2 separate regions of the Homo sapiens genome follow, and region 1 is linked to region 2. Evidence: chromatin contacts called from ENCODE Hi-C or POLR2A ChIA-PET data. All regions are on one chromosome and are shown on one strand. The core of a region is the stretch at or near the end of the contact, and the rest is flanking DNA. Distances in the headings are between cores, read along the strand shown.

Region 1 (3,227 bases), core at 173-2,672, 120 kb after region 2:
TGGCCTCAAATGATCTGCCTGCCTTGGCCTCCCAAAGCGCTGGGATTACAGGTATGAGCCACTAGGCCTGTCCCATTTGTTGAATCTTTTAATGACTCTTCTTGTTGAGGTGTTAAAGTAAGTTACTTAAGTAAGGCTGTCTGTCTATCCCTGATGTGAAATTCGAAATCTGAAATGCTCCAAATTCTGAAACTTTTTGAGCACTGCCATGATATTTAAAGAAAATACGCATTGGAGCATTTTGGATTTTGGATTTTTGGATTGGGGGGTGCTGAACCAGTATAGTACAAATATTCCAAAATCCAAAATAATTTGAAATCCGAAATACTTCTAGTCCCAAGCATTTCGGGTAAGGGATAGTCACCTGTAGTGTATTATTTTGCTTTTATGTTGGAGCTTCCTATGAGAGGAAGAAACTGATTATACTTCTAAGTCCAGCTGACTTCTTCTTGCCCTTAGTGTTCAGTTGAAAATTACTTTCTAGAATGATTGGTAGGTTCATTTGCCCAAGAATCATTAAAAAATAGTTTTCTGGGCCAGGCGCAGTGGCTCACGCCTGTAATCCCAGCACTTTGGGAGGCCGAGGCGGGTGGATCACCTGAGGTCAGGAGTTTGAGACTAGCCTGGCTAACCTGGTGAAACCCCATCTCTACTAAAAATATGAAAATTAGCTGGGCATTGGGGCGGGTGCCTGAAATCCCAGCTACTCGGGAGGCTGAGGTAGGAGAATCACTTGAACCTGGGAGGCAGAGGTTGCAGTGAGCCAAGATGACGCCATTGCACTCCAGCCTGGGCGACAGAGCGAGACTCTGTCTCAAAAAAAAAAAAAAAAAAAAAAAAGTTTTCTGGTGCAGTGATAATATTGACAATAGTAACTTTATAACCATAGCACACAATAAATTTTTCATATGCCTTTACTTTTGCTTAAACCATGTAAATTTGCCATTACCTTCAGGGACTCTGTCATGGTACCAATGACACTTCTTTTCCTTTTTTTGTAGTAAATAAAAGATACTTATTTAGTCATTGAAGAATACAGTGGGTACCTAGTGACTGGCTTTTCTTTCAAGAAAACAAGTCTGGAAACCAAGGAGATGTTAAAGTGAAACAGGCCTTTATTCTGTCTTATTCCCTACTGAGCTTGTGTATCAAGTTACTCATATTTTAGGCAAGTCCACCAACATAGCTGCATCTACTGTGCCACACTGAGGTCTTTCTCTGAGGAATCACACATCTGCATAGATATAGTTGGTCATTTTAATTGTGAATCATATTGCAAGGGTACCGGAGATTGGTTTTTCTCCGAGGACAGCTGCACTGTTCCTTGTGTAACTTCCTTTACTTTAACGTGTGAGTCATAGCTCAGTGTATTATATGATACATGTGTGTACATTTTACCTAGCCTATTATATGAGTCACATGCTTGACTGTTCTCACAACTGAGTTGTCTCCTTCTTTAGTAGTGTGCTGGATAGTTCTGTTAGTGAGCATGAGTAAATGGAATCTTTCGGTTTCCTGGAGGTTTCTTTACCAGTAGTTTGACCTGTATGTTTTAGGATTTTATAATTCAGATTCAAAGGGTTCACTTTTAACAAATTAACAAAACTAGGTTGCAAATCTTGTCTAATTGAGTGAACATTTAAACGATTTTAAGGGTTCTCTCCATCTGTCTTCTACTCTACTCCCCCCCACCCCCCCCAAAAAAAAGAAGAATATGCTTAGGTTGAGAATCTGGTTAGATTCTGGCAAGCAAAAAGATTTTACCATACATCTTCCATGATTGCTATTGTTTTTATGAGTCTAGTAAGATTATAAGGCTACATTTTAACTTCAAAAACCTGAAGACATTTGGGGACCCAAAAGCCATCTAGTTTAATTTATTATTAAGACCTGATTGATGAAAATTAACATTTTTAATTGTTATGTCTTTCTGGGAAAATAAAGAATGTTTCTCCTATTGATAGATTATAGTTAAGTATATAAAAATGTTGTTTAAAATGATTTTTAATAGTATTATATTCAGAGGCCCAGGAAACAGTTTTCTAAACTGGATTGAAACTCAAATTATTAAAAACAGATTTCTGTTTATTATGATTCACTTTGGTTTACTCGGATCATTCATTCAACAAATATTGATCAAGTGCTTTCTATTTGCTGGGTTTTCTAGGTGAAGATACTTATTCTTCTGGTGCTTACATTCAACTAAGAGGATATAGTATGTCAGAAGGTGATAAATGCTATGGAAAGTAGAAAAAGTACAGAGTAAGGGAGATAGAGAGAGCTGGGGTCAGTGTGGGGTAGAGAAGGCAGGTTACAATTCAAAATAGAGTGGTTAGCTGGGTGCAGTGGCTCATGCCTGTAATCCCAGCACTTTGGGAGGCTGAGGTGGGAAGATTGCTTGAGCCCAGGAGTTTGAGACCAGCCTGGGCAACATAGTGAGACCTCATCTCTACAAAAAATTTTTTAAAAATTAGCCGGGCATGGTGGTACACACCTGTTGTCCCAGCTACTTGCAGGGCAGAGGTGGGAGGATCGCTTCAGCCCAGGAGGTCAAGGCTGCAGTGAGTTGAGATTGTGACAGTGCACCCCAGCTGGTTTGATAGAATGAGATTCTGCCTCAAAAATAAATGGATAAGTAAATAAATGCACACACACACACACACACACACACACACACATATAAATTAAAAACCCATGAAATATAGTGGCCATGATAAGCCCCATTGAGAAGATAACAATTGAGTAAAAGACGTGATGAGGGAATTGGCCATCTGGGGAAGAAGTGTTCAGGAAGAAGAAAGCCAGTGCAAATGCCTTAAGATAGTAGCAGCATCCCTGGCATGCCTGAGAAATTTAAGGGAGCCAGAGTGGCTAGAGCAGAGTGATTCTAGGGAGAATGTAGTAAGAAATGACCAGATCATGTTGAGCCATGTAGACCAGTGGTGAGATGGGGAGCCATGGGAGGGATTTGAGCAAGAAGGGTGACACGATCTTTTATTTTAAACCATCTTTGGCTGCTACATTGAGAATAGACTACACAGGGAAACCAGTGTTGATAATAGACATGGGGAAGGGGGAACAATTATTGCAGTAATCCTAGCAAGAGATCATAGTGATCAGAGTAGTAGTAGATGTGCTGAGAAGCCAGATTCTGAATATTTGTGAAGGTAGAGAAAATAGTTTTCCCTGATATATTTTATGTGGAGTGGGAAAGAATGGGTTTTGCT
Region 2 (3,330 bases), core at 806-3,305:
ATTCCTGGGCCCCAATTCTCCATGCGGTGGCACTTTGGTTAAATAGCACAGGATTTACGTGCTCAGAGTCTACAGAAGCAGCAGCAATATCTGGTTTACAAAAACGTTCTACATCTGTCAATTTAAACCAGGCATCAGGAGCAGTGGGTAGTGCTAAATCTTTGCCAGAAATTAACAAAGACAGAATGCATCTGATTTTAGGTAGGTCTGTCATATTAATATATTTCAAGATTATCACTTCTGAAAATTCATATCTTTCATTTTAAAGCTATGGAAAGATTTTGTACAGTATAGCACAGTTCAGAGAAGGAAAAGTGAAAGGATTTTTCACCTCACCTTATAAATTGTTAATTGAATTTTTAACCTAGAAATTAAATTATTAAAAACTACTGAAACTACTTAACTGTCATGCTCATTCACACAGCAATATCGAACAATTTTCAGTAAAAAAACGTAATATGTTTTTTATTCAACAACAGGTTTTCTTTTTACTTGGCACTTAACCAATTATCCCATTAAGAAAAAAATGTTTAAGAAGATTTCAGTGAATCCTAATGTAAAATTGCTTTATAAATGCTTTTTTGTTTCTTGTTTTTTTGTTTTTTGTTTGAGACAGAGTTTCACTCTTGTTGCCCAGGCTGGAGTGCAGTGGCGCAATCTCGGTTCACCGCAACCTCCGCCTCCTGGGTTCAAGCGATTCTCCTGCCTCAGCCTCCCAAGTAGCTGGGATTATGGGCATGCGCCACCACGCCCGGGTAATTTTGTATTTTTAGTAGAGGTGGGGTTTCTCCATGTTGGTCAGGCTGGTCTCGAACTCCTGACCTCAGGTGATCCACCCACCTCGGCTGGGTGCTGAGATTACAGGTATGAGCCACTGCACCCAGCTATAGATGCTTTTTTAACATTTAAGAATTTATACATGGTAATGAAGCTTTTAGTGATCTTATGTTTTCTGGGAGTGAAAAGGAACACAATAAGGTGTAATTATCGGATTCATCAGTAGATCTGGTAAGTGAAAATGTGAAAAACTTCCAAAACAATGACTTTACCCCTATGTAAATTAAAAGCAGTTGTTTACTATGATACCCATTGTGCCTCTATAACTTGCCATTTAAAAACTTTGTATGCATGAAAAATTATTTGGCTACCATTTAATGAAAAACAATTTTATAATGTTTGTAAATTTATTTTCTTAATGTATTATTTTAAAAGTCCTAGAAATAAAAACTTAATATCTTCATAATCAACCTGATGGCATGGGAATTCCTTCTTTCACACATAGCTAATTTGAATATTAACCTAATTGCAAAACTACAACCTTATGTTGAGTTTGGCTGTTTAACTTGGAAACCATTTTGAAGTCTACTTTAAGGTATTAATAAATACATGTTAAGGTAATCTGTAAAAACATAAATAGAGAAGAAATATGGGATCAAACAACATAAAGTGTTTTATAAGTGAAAAAACATGTTTTTATTTTGTGCATTTCAGGTGTGAGTATACAGTTTCTTTGTTCCCCTAGACCTGAGGAGCCCATTGAACATGTTACAGCATGCCTGCAGGCCTTACATACCTTGCTAGACTCCCCTTATGCTCGAGTCCATATTGCAGAAGATCAGGTACAGTGTATTGCTATGATAGATACTTGTGTGGTTTTTTTTTGAGTATTGCTTTACAATGGAAAAAAGGATGGATTTTTTTTCTGTATTGGATCCTATTTTAACATGATATGAATACACTGACTCCCTGTATTTATTCACCCAGTTACTTTTACTCTGTGCCTGGTCTGCCTCAAACGTGGTTTGAGGTTATAGATAGTGAAAGCAGTTTCACTGTGCCTGAATTAGGAGATAGGTACAGTGTGGTAAGTGCTATTTTAGTGCATGTAAAGCTGCAATTAGAATAGAGAGGAGGAGCCCGATGTTGTGATAGGAAAGCAAAGGATGGTTTCTCAGAGTGGGCAATGGTTGAATCAAATCTTCAAGAGGAATTAGTGAGGCAACACATGCGGGACGGGTTTTCCTCTCAGAAAGAATAGCAAATACGAACACTAGGAGGCATGAGAGAACACGGCAAGTTCAAGGGCATAGCCATTTACTATGGCCGATATGAATGGAACATGAGGTTGTTAGATGAGGCTGGACAACAAGGTGAAGACCAAATCATGAAGGTTTCTTGATGACATGTAAAAGAGTTTGAACCCTATCCTGAAAGTGATAGGGAATCATTAAAAATGTTTAAGTAGAGGAATGATGTAACTAACTTTATATTTCAGAAGGATCATTCTGTCAGCCCGTAGAGGTAGGTTGGTTTGTAAGAGATGGGAAGGGAGACAGGGAGGCCAGTTCTGAGGCTTTTTTCATAATTCCAGAGAAATGATAACACTAGCCTAGGAAGGCTGAATAAAGGAAGAAGAAAGAGGACCAAGATTGGAAGCTTGAGGATAAATAGCATTTAAAAATTGAGAAGAAGGAAATAAATCAACAGTGGAAACTGCTAGAGAAGTTTCAGGAGAACCAAAAGAGAACAGAGTTATCAAAGACAAGGGAGGAGTTTCAAGAAGGGTAGACAGAGTCTCAAAAGAAAGAATCGAGTAAATAAGCACAGAAATGAGTCTAGAGGAGGCTATTGGTGACCTCCCGCAGAGGATTGTTTGAGGTGACCAGTAGCCAGATAGTAGAAGATTGAGGAGTGAATAAGAGAGTAAAGGAAGTGGAAGCATCTAGGCTGGGAAAGGAAGGAGCCAGATACATAGAGGAGGACATAGGGTAGATAAAAGGATCTGGAGGCTTTGGGAATAGTGCAGGGGGGACATGTGATAAGAAAGACTTGAGCATTGTCATTATACTGACAAGAGTAGCCTAACTAGAGAGAGAAGTTGAAAACATACGAGATATGATCAGAGTCCTTGAAGAATCCCTAGGAAGTCAAATAGGTTAGGATAGGAGCACATAAGGAAAGATTAACCTCAGATTAAGCCTCACATAAGAGGCTGAACACATGATCTTAAGGAAAGAGGTAAAGGTGGCTTTGGTTGCAGTTAAGTCTTTTCCCCCTCTTTGAAATTTCATTTAGGTTCATTGGATGGATTTGGTATGGAAGATTGTGAGTAAGAAGCTTAAAGTGGGTGGCAAAAGTTTGTAGTAGTTGCTGAAGTGAATAGAAGAGGAACTCACCAGAGATTTCTACAATCTGTGGTAGGCAGAGGTTGTAGAAATTCTTGGATATTCAGCTCAGGTTAGAAATTATAAATTTTAGCAGCACTGGACTCTACAATACTATTTAGCTCAATTATTTCCTTCCAATAGGAGAATGATCATCTCTGAATAT

Evidence for each region. A loop is a pair of places that touch in the nucleus more often than their neighbours do. ChIA-PET counts read pairs that join two places held with the same protein, here RNA polymerase II (POLR2A). Pooled maps may share reads with other maps.
Region 1: a map of CD4-positive, alpha-beta memory T cell shows a loop between it and region 2 (2.6-fold over the local background). The contact joins two enhancer-like sites. A Hi-C loop is called at or near these places in 6 of 168 maps with a recorded cell type or tissue (CD4-positive, alpha-beta memory T cell, Caco-2, MCF 10A and 3 more) and 6 of 50 pooled maps. POLR2A ChIA-PET finds 5 or more read pairs at or near these places in 3 of 52 experiments (H1, OCI-LY7 and Panc1).

What each region holds. Positions count from the first base shown.
Region 1 is chr2:36,888,091-36,891,317 of GRCh38, reverse strand. The region is part of intron 7 of STRN (striatin); the gene reads left to right. Among named protein-coding and RNA genes, the nearest start is that of STRN, 77 kb to the left of the region's middle. Within about 2 kb of position 1,422, at least 7 of the 41 ENCODE cell types and tissues checked have a DNase peak (open chromatin) inside an H3K27ac peak, as active enhancers do.
Region 2 is chr2:37,003,921-37,007,250 of GRCh38, reverse strand. HEATR5B (HEAT repeat containing 5B) reads left to right here. Exons shown (of 36, transcript NM_019024.3): 29 at 1-201; 30 at 1,492-1,619. Among named protein-coding and RNA genes, the nearest start is that of STRN, 39 kb to the right of the region's middle. Within about 2 kb of position 2,055, at least 2 of the 41 ENCODE cell types and tissues checked have a DNase peak (open chromatin) inside an H3K27ac peak, as active enhancers do.